Linked DNA regions of Homo sapiens: region 1 is linked to region 2. Evidence: chromatin loops called from intact Hi-C (ENCODE). Cell type or tissue: ascending aorta. All regions are shown on one strand. Links, peaks and the distances in the headings refer to the core of each region. The heading gives the core; the rest is flanking DNA.

What was found. A loop is a pair of places that touch in the nucleus more often than their neighbours do. Peaks named below come from ENCODE experiments on the same cell type or tissue, not always from the same donor. Only the 100,000 strongest peaks of a DNase experiment are listed, where the experiment ranks them.
Region 1: it touches region 2 in a loop (1.9-fold over the local background); 1 of 110 quality-filtered maps calls a loop at or near these places.

The regions. Positions count from the first base shown.
Region 1 is chr12:29,704,913-29,715,472 of GRCh38, reverse strand. All of the region lies in intron 5 of TMTC1 (transmembrane O-mannosyltransferase targeting cadherins 1), which reads left to right. Among named protein-coding and RNA genes, the nearest start is that of TMTC1, 74 kb to the left of the region's middle. RefSeq lists an enhancer at 4,900-5,444. In ascending aorta, for the core only: no CTCF peak of the experiment used is centred there; a DNase peak (open chromatin) is centred at 5,192; H3K4me3 peaks cover 652 bases; H3K27ac peaks cover 1,480 bases.
Region 2 is chr12:29,606,783-29,617,342 of GRCh38, reverse strand. All of the region lies in intron 6 of TMTC1 (transmembrane O-mannosyltransferase targeting cadherins 1), which reads left to right. Among named protein-coding and RNA genes, the nearest start is that of OVCH1, 110 kb to the right of the region's middle. In ascending aorta, for the core only: no CTCF peak of the experiment used is centred there; DNase peaks (open chromatin) are centred at 5,202 and 6,492; H3K27ac peaks cover 2,558 bases.

The DNA of each region.
Region 1 (10,560 bases), core at 2,934-7,933, 98 kb before region 2:
GCATGTCACTGAGATGGATAAGTTTTTAAATTAGCTTATGTATTAAATGCTAACTATTATTTATTGCTGGAGTGAATCTGAGTTCCATCATGGCTGTCACACTTTTTCATTTATATACTTATAATGAGAAACCTTTTCATATATAGGGGTAGATGAGAATAGAGTCTTGTTATAGCAAAAATCTCCTAATTCTTTGAACTTTTTTGGATTATGTGCCAAAAAATGACTCATTGGTCTTTCATAAATATCATTTTTAATGATCTTTCAGTGAATGGCTCCATTAAATTCTGCTTCAATTTTGTTGAAAGCATTCAGTTAGAAACCATCTCACTTGCAAAATGATTTTTCTCCAGTATATGTAGTCATTTTCTTTTGCAACACCAATACCAGTGTTTCTAATTATACCATTTCTGGGTGCCCTGAGAGAATTTATCATTCAGGACAGTGTACTATTGTCAAACAGTATGGGTAAAAAGTACTATTTTTTAAAAGAGAAAAAGTAAGGGCTAATGTGAAAGAGAAGGTGGAAACAGAACTAGAAATGGCTCCTGGACTGTACTCCTTCTGAGAGTGCAGCATGATTCTGGGCAGATTCGTTCTGGAAAGTCTTTGTGTGGCCCTGATGCATGTACTCCAGTGTTAAGATCATGACCACTGGGGCCATCCTTTTTCCCTGGGGAGTCTGAGCCAGGGACATATCATGCCCAGCATTTGCTAATTTGAATTTTGACTTCTGATCCTTGTTGGGATGTGCGTTTGGGAGAGAGCCAGTCAGTGCTGTGGTTCTTATACTGTGGTCCACAAATCCAGGGGGGGTACCCCAGATCCTTTTAGGGAGGTTCTGTGAGGTAAAAACTATTTTTATAGTAACACAAAGATGTTTGTGATTTTTACTGTGTGGATAATTTGCCCTGACAGTGCACAAGCAATGGTAGGTAAAACAACTGGCCCTTTATCATGAATTAAAGCAGTGGCACAAATGACCAGGGGTCATTGTATGTTTTGGCTCACATTTGTGGTTTAAAAAAATTCCATTTTCACTTAAGAATATCCTCAATGAAGCAGTAAAAAAAATTTTAAAAGAAATCCCAACACCTGTGTATATGTCTTTTTAATATTCCATGTGATGGAACAGGCAATATGCATAAAGCACTTCTGCTGCACGTCAAAGAACAATGTCATGAGGAAAAGCACTTAAATGATTGTTTGAATTGCAAGCTGCGCTGGCCACTATTTTTCTTTTAACAAAACGTCATTTTTGGTAGAAAGATTTTGCTGACAAACTATTGTCTTAGTCCATTTTGTTCTACTATAACAGAATACCACAGACTGGGTAATTTATAAAGAACAGAAATTAATTCTATCACAGTTCTTCAGGCTGGGAAGTCCAAGATCAAGGTGCTGGTAGATTAGGGCCTGGTCTTTCTGCTTCTACCTTGGTGCATTGAACACTGTGCCCTCCGGTGAGAAAGAATGTTGTGTCCTTACATGAGGAAGAGCAGGAGAGAGAGAGAACCCGCAGCTGCAAGCCCTGCTTATAGCAGCATTAATCCATTCATGAGGGCCCCACCCTCATGACCAACACATCTCTTGTTACACCTCACCTCTCTACACGGTGGCATTGGAAATTATATTTTCAGCACATGAATTTGGGGAGACATTCACACCATAGTAATTATGGTTATTCATACTTTGGTGTTCATAATAGGCATTTTTCTTCAAAATGAGGAATGAGCCTGGTACTTCAGTGAAAATACCTAATAGTATTTATTTCTAATGTTAAAATTCAAGTTTTCAAGGAAACATTTGGATTTTGGTTCAAGCTTGTGACTTCATTGTGAGTTTTACAGCCTACCACTACCAAAAGTCTTTTGATGAGATCGGTGGTGATATGTGATAGTAGCAAATAGGATTTTCAGAATATTGTGTAATGAAATGTGTAAACATTTTGCAAATTTATGTAACTCAGTGACCTCATATTTTTCAAATGGTCAGTGCATGATGTTACAAAATCATGCATCGGTGTGTTAGTGTTCTCCACTAACACAAATGTTCTCCAAACTGATGGAGAACATTAGTTTGTGTTCTCCAGAGAAACTGAAGAAATAGGATCTCTCTCTCTCTCTCTCCCTGTGTGTGTGTGTGTGTGTGTGTGTGTGTGTGTGTGTGTGTATGTGTTTATGTAGAGAGATTTATTTTAAGGAACTGGCTTATTTAGGTGGAGGCTGGCAAGTCTGAAGCCTGCAGGGCAGACTTGCAGGCTGGAAATTCAGGCAGCAGTTGGTGTTGTAATCCTAAGTCTCAAGGGTGGTAGTCAGGCAGCATTTCCACATTTCCACGTTGCAGTCTGGAGACGGAATTCCTTTTTTCTTGGGGGACCTGAGTCTTTTTCTCTTAAGGCCTTCAATTGATTGGATGAGCCTCGCCCACATTATGAAAACAGAACCATTTCACTCCATCTACTGATCTAAATGTTAGTCACGCCTTAAAAAAAATACCTTCATAGCAACGTCTAGCCTGGTGTTTGAACAAACAACTGAACACCGTAGCCTAGACAAATTGGCACATAAAATTAACTATCGCAATGGATAAAAGATTCATTCAAGTTGAAGGTAGACCAGTAGATTCGACATCACCAATAAGCTTCAAGAAACTACCACTTGTTGAATATTGTAGTATCAAAGGATGTCTGCAATTATCTGGAAAGCTGTTAAGATACTCCTCACTTTTCCAACTATAATGCATCTGAGCAAGGATAGATTTTCCTCATATACTTCAACTAGAATAACATATAGCAGCAGATTGAATGTAGAAGGAAATATGGGAATTCAGCTTCTATTCTCCTGGATTAAGCCAGATATTTAAAGAGATTTTCAAAAATATTCTTTAAAATTATATTCTTTTCACTAATTTTCTTCATTTTAAGAAATATAGATTTTTAAAATAAAATGTTTTAATAGACAATAGATTATTTTAATGCATTAATAAATTTTTAAAAACTTTTCTCTTAGATATCATACACTTACAAATTCTTTTCTCAGTAATATTTTAGCGTAAAGGGACCTTTAACACTGTTGTTTGGTAATTGCTGCATTGGTAAATGGAAGGTGATAGATTGGGAAAATAATTAATTCTTATTAAGACAGCACATGTTGTGGTTAGATGTTTTCTTGAGGTGTTAGCCTGTTTGAACATTTGAATATTTTAATGAGTGTTTTACATAAAAAGTGGTTTGCACACATATACGACCACAGTGTTAGTGGTTGTTCAACATAATGTAAGATAAACACCCTGAAGTGAGCAGGCTGGTTAATTTGGGGAACTTTCTTCCACATCGGATGTAGTTGAGGGGAAGTTTGCGTTATATTGGAGAGCTGGAGAGCAGTGTCCCCTGATGAAGAGCTTCCCAAAGATGACCTGCTGATGCTGGGTTGCTCTTTTTTTTTTTTTTTTTTTTTTTTTTTTTGAGATGGAGTCTTGCTCTGTCTCCCAGGCTGGAGTGCAGTGGCACGATCTGGGCTCACTGCAAGCTCTGCCTCCTGGGTTCACGCCATTCTCCTGCCTCAGCCTCCCGAGTAGTTGGGACTACAGGCACTCACCACCATGCTCGGCTAATTTTTTTTGTATTTTTAGTAGAGACGGGGTTTCACTGTGTTAGCCAGGATGGTCTCGATCTCCTGACCTCATGATCTGCCTGCCTTGGCCCCCCAAAGTGCTGGGATTACAGGCATGAGCCACCACACCCAGCCAGGGTTGCTCTTTAAAGTGACTCTCAGAGCTCTTTGCCAATTAATTGGATGAGGAATTTCAGCAGCTTTTTAAAGTCCTGCCTCTGGGCCCCAAATCCCTGAACATCTCCAACATCTGCTTCAACTGTTCAGTCCTCCTCACTTTGTTATAACAATGTTAGAAATGTAGTGCCAGCTGCAGTTTTACGGTCTGAGTTTAACCAATGACACCAACACCCGTCCTAGGTCAGCATCCTTAATTTTTGGTTTTGGCACATGGAGGATAATGTACACAGTATAAATCAATATGTCTAAGAGGAAAGGAAAGCAAAGTGCTAAAAGCAAAATTTGAACTCATAGAGACTGTTTTACTTTAATAATCCCTTATAGTCTCCCTTTCCAAATTATCACATGAAACTTGTTCCTGAATACATTTTCTTTCTTACCTGTTAAAAACATTAACTGTAGCCCTGTGCAGTGGCTCAAGTGGATAATCCCAGTATTTTGGGAATCTGAGGCAGAAGGATTGCTTGAGGCCAGGAGTTTGAGACCAGCCTGGGCACACAGTGAGACCCTGTCTCTACAAAAATAATAAATACCCAGGCATGGTGGTGCATGCCCATAGTCCTAGCTACTTGGGAGGTCGAGACAAGAGGATCGTTTGAACCATGGAGTTTGAGGCTGCAGTGAGCTATGATTGCACCACTGCACTCCAGCCTGGGTGATAGAGTGAGACCCTGCTCTGAGGGGGAAAAAATATATATATATTTATATATTATTAATATATTTATATATATATTTATATATTATTAATATATTTATATATATTTATATATTATTAATATATTTATATATTAATAATATAATTTATAATAATATAATTAATATATTTATATATTATTAATATATTTATATTATATAAACATTATATTATATATAAATACATTATGTATTAATATATTTATTATTAATATAAATATATAATATAAATAGATTATAAATATAAATACGTTTAATAATATATAAAATTATAAATACATATTTATAAATATATAAAATTATAAATATATAAATATAAAAATAATATAAATATAAAAATTATAACATAAATATAAAAATATAAATATAAATATAAAAAATTATAAGTATAATAAATATAAATATATATACATTATATACAATATTTTATATATATTATATATAAGGATATATATATTTTATATATATATATCCTTCTTTAAAAATCATCTTCTAAAGGTTCAGGTAGATCATGACAAGGACATTTGTGATCTAGGTTGATGACAAATACTAGGCATCCGCCTTATTTGGTTTCTCAGCCACATGTTTCCTGAGAGATCCCTGAAATAGGAGTGTGGTTCCAATGGCTGCAAGGAAAGAGCAGCCTGCAGACTAATTGGCATGCAGCTGGGAGCAAGAGCAGCCAAAGTGACTTACAAAAGATCTGCTGTGTCCTAACAGGCCTGGAGATTTCCTGCAGACCCCGGCAAAGTGGTTCAGGCTGTGTTTGGAGTAGCTCAGTCTGAAAGCCAGTTAGATTGTGGCAGCTGCTTGATTAAAGAACGCTGTTCAGTAGAAAAGAGGGAAACAAACGAGAAAACAGAAATAGACTCTACGTACTGATTGTTTGACTAGAGACAGATAGAGACCCATTACCAGTGAGTCTAACAGGGTATAGCAGTATCAGAACAACCTAACTTTGGCTGGTCATTTCACTTTTTGGCAAGGTGTTTGCCTCCCATGTGCTATGGATTTTCTCTCGGCTTTATTTTCTCTCAAATGATGGTGAGACTCATGTTCTGCGATTGGAAAGCACTTTAGGCTTTTCCCTGTTTTCATCTCTATAGTTAAACTCCTATAGCAACCTCAAGAAACCTATCCTACAGGTTAGTGCACAGTAAAGAGTAAGACGAATTATTAAAAGCCTTTTAAAACACCTGTAAATATAAAGGCATTAAACAAATTTTAAACACATTTTGGAAAGCAGAGGCATATCTAGAAAAGTGTTGTCAAGTTGTGATTGGTGCATTACCATCTGGCATCTTGTTCCTACCCAGGAAAGAAGGCCAGAGAAAAGAGAGAGAGGCTTATGGAAGTGGGATTTTTTTCTGATTTCTTTTCCAGTTTTTTCTGTTTATTTAGAAAATCTGTGAATTTTTTTTTTCAAAATTTTTATCTGAATGTACTTGTATTTTAAAAGTGGAACATGGAAATGTATTGTTCTTTCTTATTTGTGTTAATGTGGAAATATTTTTTCTTTTCTTCCTTTTCACTTTCTTACCCAATGTATTGTTTTGTTTTTCTTAGCTCTCTGGGTATTGCTCTGAAGCTTTTTTAAGTGAATTATCTCACTTAATATACACACAGCCCTATGAAGTTGTTGTTAAAATTTTTATTATTTCCATTTTGCAGAAGACTGGCTGAGGCTCTGAGAAGCCAAATGCCATTAGCTTAAGGTCACACCTGGTGATGTCAGCATTTGAATCCAGGCAGTCTGACAACATCACCCCACTGCAACACTGTTGCCAATCTCTGAAACTTTTCTCCAAATATTGAAATTTAATTGCCTCTTATTATACTTGCTTTTTGAGTGTGTTATAGATGGAATAGAGTATTTTGTTTTCTGATATATAGTGCAAAAATAAACAAAAACAGTATTTAAAAATATATTCTTCATCTTGGCATTTGACTCTTGTTCAATATCCTTTCTTGGTGATTTTTCTCTCGTTGTAGAACTAGTCTGAAAGGATATTCTCTTGACAAAACAATATTTTCTTATACTCCTATGTTTAGGAGAATAAGAAATTACTTCATTTTCTCAGAAGAAAATCGAGACGAAATTTTGTTGGGACTTGGCCCTTGATTTTAGATGCTCATTTCAACTGCAAAGCTTCAAACTTTGGGAATCTCTCTTGTTGCAGAGGCTCTATCTCCTATTATATAAAAACAGGTTAGCCTAAGGGCTCAAGACGGTACATTCTAGGTTGATATTTGGGTTTGTGTGTGCTTCTGGCATGGAAAATATCTTGTCTTTAGAATGTATTTAACAAACGCAAGTTTTCCCAAGGACCTGCCAGTCAGCAGTTGGTGTTGACTTTGGGTATCCTGAAGCACTGTTTGGAAATGTGCATTGTGGCTCTGTCCTGAAGTGGGCTTTATGGGTAAAATACTTTAAAACTGGGAGTCAATGGGCTTTAGAGAATTCCATTGTGTGCAATATTGGTTTGTTTTTAGATTTTCAAAGGGGGCTCAGTGGTTAAGAGCTAGTGTTTTGGATGATCTCTGAAGTGACTTCGACAAATTATTTGTTCCTCTGACTTTTGGTGTCTATTATAAGAGACATTTGCTCTGCGCTGTTCATGTGCATTTATTTAATAAATAAAGTGCATTAAGTTTTGTGGTAGCTTTCTTTAATTTATCATTCCCTGGCTGTATTCACTCATTCATTTATTAAAATCTTGTGCCAGGCACAGTACCAGAGTAAAGCAAAGTGAATCAGAGCACCTCATTATATATTCATTCTGCAATTCTGTGCTTTTCTGTTTTAGCTGTTATCACATTTTCTGTATGCATTTGTGTGTTGTATCCTTCTGGAGGTCAAGGCTTGTCTTGTTTCCTTCCCTGACATATCCCACAGTACTGGGCACACTGCCTGGCATATGAAAAGATCTTAAGCAATATTCCTTGAATGAGGACATCTTGTGTCTCCTCAGAGTACCTCGTTTCTCAGCAGGGGTTCACTACATGTCTTCCATGAGTAAGTATTCACCAGAAATTTGAGTGTCTGACTTGGTTCTGTGTGTCAAGGGGCTAGAAACAAAAAACACTGTGGCTCTCCAGCCTCAAAGACCTTGTAGTGTAGAAAAGCGGGAGAGAGGACCGTATTTAAACTTCAGTTTTTAAGTGCTGTGGCAGGTGAAAAATGTGGACAGGTAGTGCACAGCAGACAAGGAAGGGTGGTTCATACGGATGAGACTGCGGGAGGATGTGGAAGAGGGATAAGAGAAAGAGAACATGGTTGAAGAACAGGATCAGTAAGAAAGGACGATGGCCACATGTGCAGAGGCCAACCCAAGGATAATGGAAAAGTCTGCAAAATCCTCCAGGTTTCAGTGCTGTCTTCCACTGCCTTGCTCTTAAAATCAGGACTTCAGTGGGAGAAGGGCTAGTGGCTATCAGAAGAGATCTTCAAAGAGGAGAAAGGATGGTGCTGAGGGTCATTGTAACACTCTGGACTTTGTAGCCTCATAGTAGAGGACGCGATGCCTGGAGCTGAAGAGCAGAGGCGGGGGAGATGCTTGGGGAGTGGATGGACACAAGGGTTGAAGGGGCTGGCAGGGAGCAGGAGTAAAGACAGCTTGAAGGAAGATTCTGCAATAAATTTTATATAGTAGCTAAGCAAGCTTTTTTTCTGGAAGGAAATGCCGAAAATATGTTAGCTAGATCACATTTATGACTTAGGGACTTCATGCGAACCAACATGGTAGTAGTGGGGGCAGAAGCAGATCCAAGGAAGGGGCTTGAGTGAGCCCTCCAGCATGGTTCTAAAACCAGGACAGTCCCCAACCTATTCCCAAGCCACCTCTTGACATCCACGAGGTGAAAAGCAACCATTTTGCAGGGAGTTCATCTTCTGCCTCGTAATTGATTGCCATCAGGTCTGACTGTCCCCATAGGACCCAAGGGCTCCAGGCCAGACCCATTCTGTTCTTCAGGGTTGGAACACTGTTAACTTTCTTCTGTTTTCCACCTATGGGAGAATACGTTTTTCCACTTGCTGCTTTCAATCCTGTCTTTGTACTTCTCCCCTCCCCATGCCAGCTGTTTTTTATATTTGATTTTACCTCATTCTTTTCTCTTTACCCACCGCTGCCCCCAACCAAATCCTTCATCACCCCCAACAAAATGGTGTTCTGGAAAGAGAAATTACAGCATGCAAGTGAAAGCATATCAAAAAATACCCACATTGAATGGCATTGAAAGAATTAACAGTAAACTCCAGGAAGCTGATTCTAGCCCCAGAGTATAAAAATAATTGTTTTTATGGATGTCTGTTCCCAAGTGGTTTAAGATTCCTGGAGTCTGTGTTTCCAGATGAAAGCATCTGCACCAAACCCTGTTAAAATAGTTCCATAATCACCTGGTCACATTCCCACATTTCAGCAAAGAAGCCAAAATGTACATAGAAGTAATTACTTCCCGACTGAATCCTGATGCTAATGGCACTACCTCATTAGCATTGTGGCTCATTCAGGAGCCAGGATATACTTTTAATTACTTTAGATCAAAGATAAAATGAGCGTGCAATGGTTAGGCAGAAGGAAAATGCAATGCCTTTATGTCTCAACACACAGGAAATAGGGATTATATTATTTTTGCTCTTGTCTCTGCCTTTAATGTTCTTGGCTGTGCAAATCCTTGCTCTTAGGAAAACGCACACATCTCTCCCCATCTAAACCTTCCTCTTCCTGCATAGCTGGGTCAGAATTCAGCCTCTCAAGGAAGCTTTTCTTGACCACCCCATTGCAGTTCTGTCTGAACTTGGTAGCCTTGTTTGTGTGCCATTTACTGACAGTGTGCAGCATGGTAAAATTCCGTGCATCCCTTTCAGCCAATATGCCATACACACCAACCCCTAGTAGATTGATTTTATTTCTGGTAAGCTTTGGGAGAACTGTAGGAAACATATCCTGGAGAACTAGTGAAGATGGGATAAGAGAGAAATTATAATTAGAAGTACAGCTTTAAATAGCTTTTTATAGTTTAGATGATGCTTTTTTTTTTCTTCAGCCCGAAGCAGACATTCTTGGGAATTAGACATAATGTAAGCAGTAGAGCACATGATATTTGGGGCTCATTCTGCCCATCCTAAGGTGTCTTTAGGGCAGGCTAGACCTAGTGTAGGGGAGGAAAAAATAATTTTGTTTCTCTATCCTTCATAGTTCTCAGTTGGGACAGAGCCCTGTAACAAAAGACAGATTGACAAGTGAGAAAAAACAGAAGCTTAATAAAATGTGTACCTCATGTGTACACAGGAGAAACACAGAGAAATGAGGAAATCTCAAAGAGATGACTTTGAATTCAGGTTTAAATACCACAGTCCTTTGAAACAAGAAAGAAGGGTGTGGGGAAGCCAGGTAATGGGGAGGTGACCTGGACAAGCAGTGTAAGCAAGGATAAGATTTGCTGTGCAGATTTCAGTGGGTGCCCTCTCCACTGATGCGTCTCCAGTGACTGAGTCCTCCTTTTCCTGGTATAGATGGGGAGACACACTTACAAATGGAGAGTTCCTCTGTGGATGTAAATTTCTCTTACCAAAGAGTGATTTGTATTCTGTTTTCAGAGCTTTTCCTGTATCTGCAGTTTCTCAAAATAATCAGCTCAAAATAATCCTTATGCCAAGGCAGCTTATTTTGGAGTAGCATATTCTAGTCTCTTACACTAGAAACTGATGACTAGAGAAGAGTTCCCCAAGTTTGACCGATGGGCCACCTGTGCACCCGGGATTTGAATGGTGGTATTACACCACGGTGGTGATAGAGTCAGCCCCTCCAGTAGCATCCTCCCCTACAAGGTGCTGTCATCTGTGTTTGGCCTCTGCTCTGAACTCCCATCAGCCTGGTGCTCATGCCTTCTGAGGCTGCTCATTCTTCTGGGGTGAGGACTCTTCTTCCATCAGTAGACCTGTAGGTATTTATCGGCAGCATTTTGTCCTCCTGAATAATTTGTTTTCCAGGATAAACACCCTCACATTTTCTAGCTTTTCTTCATATAACATATAAATAGTTTTAAGTTTTCTTATTATTCTGGTTCT
Region 2 (10,560 bases), core at 2,585-7,584:
TTTCCAAGAGAACCATTGATGAGGATGGGAAATTTTTCAAGAGTGCTTTGACAAAGCACGTAAACTGGGGTGGAGGTGTCTGATGGTTCCCTTCGTCATCTGCCTGCTCCTTGTACTTTGTGTCTCTTGTAGGCAGAGGCATGACTAATTGCATGACTAACTGGAGTGAGCCGTCACATACCCAGTGGTGTGATGGAAATGGAAAATGATCTTAAAAACTGACAAAGTTTTTTGAAACAAGCAGAAGAAATATGTAGGGAATATGTAGGTATAGGACAGTGCATTTGGAGAGGAAAAACATAGTGGTAAACAGTAAGATAAAACATTAGAGATTTAATTGACCACTCATTGGTTCAAACAATATTAAGAGTATAGAGAATAAAGTTATAAGACGACCCAGGGTGCCTTGAAGAGCTTGGTTTTCTCCATTTCCATTGCATCCACCCCACCCATGAGAATGTTATCTCTATAAACACTGATATGGTTTAACGATGCCAAGAAGCCTTCCTGTGCTTAGGATTTATCTCAGCTGGAGCCACCACTATGCAGATAGATGGCTTAACAAAGTTCTCTAAATGTATAGTGATTTTTAGTGTAGAAAATGGCCATCAGTTATTCTTCATCTCTACAAAGGGCTGAACAGCAGAAAATGTTTTTTTTTTTTTTTTTTTTTGAGACCAAGTTTTGCTCTTGTTGCCCAGGCTGGAGTGCAAATGACATGATCTCAGCTCACTGCAACCTCCGCCTCCCGGATTCAAGCGATTCTCCTGCCTCAGCCTCCTGAGTAGCTGGGATTACAGGCGTCCACCACCATGCCTGGCTAATTTTTGTATTTTTAGTAGAGACGGAGTTTCACCATGTTGGTCAGGCCTTGAACTCTTGACCTCAGGTGATCCACCTGCTTCGGCCTCCCAAAGTGCTGGGATTACAGGTGTGAGCCACCGCCTCTGGCCCCAGAAAATGTATTTCAACTGTAGCGTGATGGCTATAGTTGAGATCAGTGAAATTGTGTTTGCCAGAGAGCGCGTTGATTTTTGGGGAGTAGGTTATAGAAACTCCTGAAGTGAGAACTTTTCTTAATTTCATTCTGCTAGAGCAGTTTGTACCAGCATTTCTCAAAATATGTCACAGCATCATACAGACCATTAAGTAAGGTTACTCTAAATAAAGATTCTACAGTTGTGCATTTCACAAGCACTAGGTTTCAAAAAGTTAAACATATTTCTTTACTGGGGGGCTTCACAAAGCCTTTATGTTGCTCTAAGCCTTGTGAGTTTCCAAAAGGGGCGTATCATGAATGGCATTCCTCAAACTTATTTGAATTTGGAACCCCTTTTTAGGGACTTCTTGTGGATAAATGTTCTTGCAACGTGCTTTGGGAAGTATCAACTTTGATATACAAAGGTGCCTGGGTCACTGGACCTTGAGAGTTCATTTTTGGGCAATGTTTAAACATTTCCTTGCTTGCCTTCTTTGTACCTCCAAAAACAACCGCCACCACAGCATCAACAAAAACATTTTCATATTATTACCTTTTTAGCAATACCACCTGAAAAAGGATTCCTTTGAAACCATTCCTTTTATAGTTTTCAACAAGGCAACAGTAACCTAAGACCTTGAAACCAATTATATTTTTCATTCTATGGAGGCTGTAATTAGAAATGTGTATATAGATGTTTGATACAACAGTGTCTGTGACTGCTGGGAGTCCTGATGGATGAGGGACCCTGCAAGGCCATTCATGAAATGTTACAGTTTGGGGAGGCAAGTTTCACCTAGAAGAGCTCATTCATTGGTATATTATTAATAAGTGGCAGTTTCCAAAGCAAGACCAAAGTAGCACCATATATATCTCTCTACAGGTATTTTTTTCTTTTAACTGGAATAAGTTAAAAATTTGTATCTTCACCTGCTTAACATGATTTAAAAGAAGGCACTCGAGGGAGTTTTCTTGGCCTTCTCTAAGTAGAAAGTGAGATGTGGCTGCCTCAAGACATTGTTACATGCACCTCAGCGGGAACCTTTCATGGAAGGTTCTTACAGGAGAGCTGGAGGACAGAGAAAAGACTTCCTGGAGCTTCCTGAGAAGCCAGTGTGTGACTGCTAAAAAATGGCTGCACTTTTAACAGAACTTCTTCTCAGACTTGCTCTCATTTTTGTATCCCATCTGGTTTTAATTGCCACAGGCCACCAGTATTTACAAAAGAACCTGGCAACTTTAAATGGCCAAATTGGCCCTGTTCGCTTATAACCCAGGACTCTGGCATTTGGTATGAAAAAGTGATTAATTGGAAAGAACATTTAGGAATGGCAGCTTCCCTGACATTGGCTGGAAAATTCTCTCCATTCCAGTCCACCACAGTTCCTTCTGATTTGGGTGACTTCGGCCAGTGAACCCTATTTTTCTGCCTGTTACAGATTTTGGTCCTCACAATGACAATGTCTTCACTTGGGGAGTAATTTATTGCCAAGGCTTGTTGAAGAAACAAGTTTGTTCTCTGTTTCTTTGTCTAAAACATTTTATTTTCTACTCCCTTGTAAGACTTTTCCAAGAAAAATATAACTCCCAACTAGTGACTATTGGATTAAGTTCTTACTTTTATCTGTATGTCAAGCCTCATATAGATCATATAAACCTTCTTGTCTTTTATATACACTTGAGATATTTGAGCTGTTGTGCTTTGGTGAAAATCAGTCTTTTTATGCATGCATCTCCCATGCTCTGAAATGATGAAGATAGGTGTGTGCATGTCTGAACTCAGAAAATTACAAGCATTTGATACCATTTCCAAACATAGGGACCTTTGTTTCCATCCTTTGCTACATTTCATTAGTCCATTAAATTCACCCTTTTAAGCCATGGCAGTTAGGCTGTTTGAAAACACAGTTCAAGGTGAAGGAAGAGCGTTATTCCATCATGTCAATTATTTGTGTAAAGAGCCTTTTAACCATCTTTGTGGAAACAAAATGATCCATCAGGATTTTGTGACCATATGTTTCAGAAGTAGGGATGTGGGTCTTGTCCAATGAGATGCAACATGTTTTGATTATAAAAGATATTTTGATTTTGGGTGAGTACATTGACAGATAACAGGAATCAAATCTACCATGAATAGTAATTCCTCTAGAAGTTCAATCATGGAAGCAAATCTCACCTTTTTTTCCTCTTTTACCTCTTAAGAGTTACTACACTTCTTGTTATATTCATGTGTAGTATCCTTAAAGTAAGCCAAACATATCTCCGTAGTTTGATAAAGTAGGATGGATGATTATCTTTTGGAAGTGCTACTCTAAAACATTTAGATCTTCACTAGGAGAGTGAAACTGTGTGAACTTTTTTATGGTTCTTTCTCCTTATTAATTTTAGATTATAGAACAAAGGGACTGTCTTCTGTATGACAATTCCAAGTGGATAGATGAATCATGCATTTTGGTGAGTGTGACTTGCTTTGTGAAAAAGTAAAACATTTTGTCACTTTCTTAACAGAAAAGAAGTGATCATCCTGCTTTGGAAGACTTTGCCCGAGGGATGTCTTCCTAACAGAAACATTTGAGCTATAGTCATAGGTAGAAGACCGCTTCTCCCAGGCATGGATATTTCCTATTTTCGTAGGAACAAAATGGTTTATGAAAATGTATCTGATTTATCCTTTTCCTTTTTTCTTCCATTTCATCAAAGCTAGATTCATTCTTGGCTTTATTGCATGTTTAAATCCATCTTGGTTCTTAATTGAATCCTTAGAGAGGGAATAAAATGATTAAGCGCTCCTATCTCTCTTCCACACTAGGTCCCCTTATTAAGTTAGAGTTCTTGACCTAGGATTCTGTGGCATTACTTGTGCCACAGTCATCTCCATTTTGCCAATCAAAGCTGGATATGGTAAGCATGATGCTTCAAAGCCCTGACACCTATGCAGCTGGCTGTCTCTCTCCACCCCCTCCTCAGACAGGTTCCCAGCACATGGCTGAGCTTTTGCCCAGATGTTCTCTCTTGATTCTCACAGGCACCCATCTAGTGCACCTCAGGCCACAGCCTCCCACTGAAGTCATGGGTGTCAGGTGGGGGTCCTAGGTGTACCTCACTCAAGCCCCCCTTTCTCCTGAGTCACTCCACTAGGTTAGATCTCAATGCACATGGACACATATCTCTTAGAGCAGCATCACTCTTCTGATTTTCCAAATCCATCTGCCTGTGTAAATACTGTGACAGATATGTTACAAGATTCAGTGATGATCACAGTGTTACATTCCTGAAAAATTCATCATAAACAGTGGAATATTATAGAAAGAAGCTTAGAACAATAACAAGTTAAGAATGTGTGTAGATTTAAATTTAGAAGGCCTTTGACCCACTTACCTGTCCACTTAATTTATTCATTGAACCCCTGTGGTCACTAGAATGTGGATGCTCCTTCACTTTCCTTACTAAGAAGGGCAGTTTCATTACAGTATTTGATTTCATATGTCAAAAGTGATTATTATCCACCCCTCAAGCTCTCTCAGATATAATATCGACTTACAAGTCAGTAACTAAGATCAGTCAAATAAATTATGTTTTATCCCACTGTGATCAGAGGATATGTATACGTCCATTCTTTCAGAGGATGGGTGTCAAGATGAGTGGATGAGGCCAGGTACAGTGGCTCATGCCTGTAATCCCAGCACTTTGGGAGGCTGAGGCAGGCAGATCACTTGAGTTCAGGAGTTCAAGACCAGCTTGGCCAACATGGTGGAAACTTGTCTCTACTAAAAAAAATACAAAAATTAGTCAGGCATGATGGCACATGTCTGTAATCCCAACTCAGGTGGCTGAGATGGGAAAATTGCTTGAACCCAGGAGGTGGAGGTTGCAGTGAGCCAAGATTGCACCACTGCACTCCAGCCTGGGCGACAGAGCAAGAGCAAGACCCTGTCTCAAAAAAAAATTTTTTTTTAAAAAGATGAATGGATGAACCATTTCAAACCTTTCACACATGCATTCAGAGTACTTGACAAGAAATATGTGTTGTGTGCCATAGATCCTGTTGCATCCCTGTAGAGTGTAGAATGCAATCTTGTGCTTGCATTTATCTGGCAAAGTAAACCAATAGCACCCTCTGTTAGAGGTCCTCAGCAGTGTCTCATTTGGCCACCTCCAGTTTCTGGGACATATCTGCCGTCAGTGTGTTTCTGCTATGAAGTCAGATGGTAGAGAAGGCTGAAATTCCTCCCCACACTTGGCATTAACTTCGAATACCAAAGCCACGTGGACTGTGGGAAGAGGACAGGCTTTAGAGTGACTCAGACCTCAGTTTGAAGCCCTTGCTTCTTACTGATTGGATCAACTAAGAGAAGTCTCTCATGCTCTCTGGCCCTCAATTTCCTCACTTACAAAAATGGAGATAATTATACCTACTTTGTAATATTATCATGAGGCTTCAGTGGGCCCATTTAAGTCAAGTGTCTGGCATATGGTATGTGCTTGAAAGATATTTGTTTTTCCTCCATCCTCTACCACTTGCAACTTACTGGGTTGCTTTTACTGCGGCCTGCCCCCTGCCCCATCTGTGTGAAACACACATATAATAATTTGTAAGTTAAACCAGACTTTCAAAGATGTCTTCGCTTACAGCTCTCCCCCATCTCTTTAGTCTTCATCATACTTTTTTAAATTCAATACATAGCTTTCTAATGCCTTTTACATTTTTGTTCAGAACCACAAAAATAAAGAAAGTTCATTTCTAACTTTTTCTATGTCATCATAAATTCCTGTAATAGTTGCATTCTAATCAGGAAAATATTTATTCACCAACATTTTTCTAATTTACTTAATTACCTTATCTCCTCACTAGTGCTTGCTTAAAGTGAATAGAAATTTTTGCACTGGACTGATATTTTTCAATAAAGTGCCTTCTAAAAGGTTTTTGCTTTTATTTTTTAAACATTTTAATACACACTTATGCAGAATATAACTTACATTTCCAAGTAAAGTTAGAAATTAGTTTATTCTCAATTAGAGTAAAGCAATCCGGGAGCTTCATGATTCCTCCTCACTTAATTCTGAAAGGTAATTGCTGTTGTGAGAGAAGACGTTTTAATCTCAGGAACTGGTGTTTGCAAGAAGGATCAGACTGTTGATTAAAAACAAATCAAACAAAAGGCTCTGTGCAAAAAAAAAAAAAAAAAGAAGTTCAGAACCAAAGACCAGAAATCTAAAATGTCAGTTTATAAATCCTCTGATTTTAATCGGCCTTCGGTGCTCTGTTCATTAGTACATCTGGCAGTGCCTCTTGGCAAAGAAAGTTTGGCATGGGAAAAAGCAATGTTTAAATTGGCTTAGGGAAGACATCAAGTATACAAGTCTACTTTTGTCTCTGAGGGGGTATAATTTCTTCATTCATTTCCCCTTTTAAAAATTTACTCCCTGTGCATTTATGAGTAAATTTTAGAGCTCATGAAAGTGAGGAAATGATATCACCAGCCTGAGCCAACTAGAGAGTGTGGGTTGGCAGCTCTGCTTTTGAGATCCTGAACCTGAGCCATTTTCTGTCCCAACTCAGTGTTCACATTATTTTCAGACAAGAGGAAAAAAATGTAAATGGCACCTTTCCGTGTCTACATTTGAGATGTGGGTTGTGCTCATGTCACAAGAGGACTGTCCCTAAACATCTCGCAGTGTGACCTTGTGACCACTGGGGCCGGAATCAGGGTCCCTTTCACCAAGGTGTGTGGCAGCTGTAACAGGCTCTGAGAATCGGCTTTAACTTTTCTTACTCTTTTTACCCATAAGACTGCCGCAGGATTCCCTTTGTCCCCACATTACTGTCATGGAGCTAAGATTCTAGATCTTGTTTGAGTCATAAGAAGTGGTCTATTGCATTTAATCATTGTCATAGCAGTAAACGTTCAAAACTTCCTCTTCTCCAGCTATTGAGAAATTGGTTTCAACCCCATTTGCCAGATAACAGAGCTCTCTCAGATTGATGTTGGTCTTTATTATTTCAATATAACATTTTAAATTTCTTATAGCCTCGGTGGCCTTAAACAGGGTGCTTCACTCGAGGGCTGAAACATGATGGAAAGACTGTGATGTACAGGACGAAGCCAGGGATGTGCTGGAGCCAGCTCCTAGTAGCTCACACCAGCCCGAGCTCCGATCCTTTTTTGAGGTCCACATTTCTGCCCTGTCCCCGTGTTTTCACTCGCTGGTCAATCCATCAGATTCCTGGCAGGAAACACATGGTGCGACCAGTGAGGTGATTGAAGAGAGTTTATGAAAGGACCATTTCCGGTGATGTGGGTAGTATTAGAGAAGCCACGGGCAATAGTGACACCTACCAGATGGCTTGAAGGGGCAGAGGGGAGGAACAGCCACCCAGCACCTGCTGAGAGCTGTTGCCATGAAGAGAAATCCAACAGGAGCTGTGCCTGTAGATAGGCGAGACCGGCTACTGCCAGAGTTGGAGGTGGGAGAGGCTGTTAAAACTTAAATGAAAGCAGACACAGCAGTGAAGGCCAGGTAGGCAACAGGGCCGCTTAGGGCTCACTGTAGCTTCCCAGAGAGAGTGAGACAAAGGCACATTTGTGCAGAGCTCAGGCAGAATCCAGTTGCCCAAAACAGTCAGGCACTTTCTGTTCCTCTAGCTTTGCATGGGCCATGCTGGTCTTGAAAGCGTTCTTCTTGGCTTCTGAGTTAGAACGTTGAAGATGAAGTCAGTTCCCCATCCATCAGATGCGGTCTGTATTATCTTCAACTTTGATAGCCTCAGTAGACATAAGGGCTTTTGTGGATTCAAAGTTCACAATATTTTAAATAAACCTGAGACCTGGATTTGCTCAAGTGGAGGCTGACAGTTAACATTTCCTGTAGATAGCAGTAGGGGTGTTGTGCCAGGAATCTAGATAAATTTAAACATTCATTGGTGACTACCATCAAGGAATCCGTAGTCTAACAGAGGAAGTAGACCCAAAAACAGATATAAAAAGGAGAGCCTAAGAAGTGTTCAGCCATACTAGCTGTCAGCCTGGCAAATGCCTTAACCCCGGGGCTGAAGAGGGGAGCTTTACTGTCATCAGCTTCCCTGTGGATTGATAAATTGGAGGCAGACAGCTAGATCCTAGGGCTGCCAAATAAATCCTTAGGATTGAAATATAACTATGCAATACTTAGAATCATGTGAACATACTTGTACCCTAAATGCAATGTACCATTTCTCTGAAACTTGTTTAGAGGTGAGAAAAAAAATAGTAATGATGACAATAATTACTATAATAAGCCTATTTTCCACCTCTCTGGAAGGGAACAGCCTGCGGTGTGTATCATCGGTGTTGAATTGGGCAGGAAGGAGCCCTGTTTTTATTAACACCCACACACTGCTGGCCAGGTGCATACATGTGTATCAAAGTGTGTGTGTGCGTGTCTTTGCCTGTGAATTGCACTTTGAAAGATGAACTGGAAGTATGAAGAGGAGGGGATAAACCAGAAGCTACTAGGCTGGACGGTTTCAGGAGCTGGATTTCCTCTGAGGCAATTTACGGCTCTGAGAAAAGCCCTGCTCTTCCCTTAGCTGCTTGGCCTGATGTGTATTTGTGCCGATGGTGACTGAGCGACCCTCTCAGCACCCCCGTCTGGGTGTTAAGACAGGATTTTCACCTCTTTGCAGCTCAGGGGGATGCTTTTCTCTCTTCTTCCCAACCAGAAAAGAAAAATCAAACCTAACACCTATAATAGCGAATCTATCACACATTTTTCCTACAGATATAACAGGTATATAGGTATCAATTCCTTTTCTTTTGTCTAGTTGATCACCAAATTAAAGCTCAGAGAAGTAAATTATTTTGTCTGAAGTTGCAGTTAATCAAATGTCATGTATTATAATGGCTGTGTTATTAGCTGTCTTAGTTCTCATATCTCTTCTCTCCCTGCTGTCTTTGGGAATAAGTGAATTTCCATTCGTTCTTTGTCCTAAAAATGAATGACCATGTGTACTTTGGAAAATACCATGAATTTCCTCTTTTTTCTCCTCATATTTTGTTAGGGTATTATTGAATCTACTAGGCTAAAAGAAGCTATAAATTATTTAGCCAATTTTGTCACATCAGTGATCCACAGGATACAGAATCGGGTTCCCTCCTAGTCTGTCTCATTCTAGAAAATTTAGCCATGTCCATGATGCACTTTTTTTCCCAACTTTACAAGTCTCTGCTTGGCAGATTGATATGTTTTTCAAATAAGTATGTTGTTCTTGAATATTTTTAATCTCTCTTGACTGAATGGGGATGAGGAAAGACAAAGCGTATTGTCATCCATTTAATTTGAAAATAGAAATTTTTTCATGAGTATTAATTTTCTCAAAATGAAATAAAACAATGAAACTTTATTGAGTTTGGGCACTGTGCCACTGTCTTCCATTTCCTGTTTTAAAAACAAAGGAAAACACCCCACAAGATTAGCAATGTAGGGTGGCGGGCTGTGTGTAAGCTCATAGCTCACAACGCCCAAAAAATGGACTTCAGGTTTTCAAGAAATCTTTGTAATGACCCAACTACATTCAACGCTCAGGCATACTTGCCTCCTTTTATAGTTGAGGCACCTTGAGGATGGAAGGGATAATATTGCCTGTCCAAGTACCAATGGTGTATCGGTGGCAGGGTCACTACCTGAGTCTGGATGTGGACCCTGAACACTCACTCACGTTTCTTTCTATGCATAAGGGACCCTTTAGTCACTGCCATTAGGTGAAGGTCAGTTCCATAGCAAAGTGTGCAAAACGCTCATTATCCACTTGCTGACATGACTAGTCTTATTGCCTGCTTTGTACATTCCATATCTTCTCCCAAGAATGTGCCTAGCTGTGACCACCCCTCATTCCCAAATTTGTCTTCCTTGTAAACGTTTATTGATATTTCAAGCCCAGATGTCACCTCCACCAAAAAGCCCTCTCTGCCTGCTCCCCTTCTTCTACCCAGTTTTTTCCTCTGTATCCTGCCTGATACATTTATTCACTTAATTGATTTATTCAGCAAATATTCACACCGGGCACTGAGCTAAGCAAAAGTCGTTCACCAGTGAACACAAGTCAGGAGCACTCTGTGCTCATGGAGCTCACATTCTAGTGAGGCAGACAGACAATAAAGGCAGTAAACACCCAGATACACACGTAATTACAACTAGAGTGATGTCATGAAGGAAATAAAGACTGTGCTGGTGTCTGAAGAAACTGGTGGAGGAACAGATGAACACGCAGCCCTGTGGCTTTTCCATGTGCACATCAGATTTCTGGGGGAGGCTGATCGCTCCTTGACTCTCCCCCCATCTCCGCATCCCCAACAGCAATCAGTGCCATGGGCATCCTGCTCACTACGGGTGTCCGTGAGTGAGGGGGGGGGGCAGGAAGGTTGGCTGTGCTCCCAACTGACACCCACCACTGAGATGAAGGCACCTCCCAACCTGGTCCAGCCTGGGTGACAGAGCCAGATTCAGTCTCAAAAAAAAAAGAAAGTGAACACCCACCGTAGTGAGGAAGGTGCGTTGGAAGGGTAAGAACGTGTGATGCTGGGGATATAGAGAGAAGCCTCTTT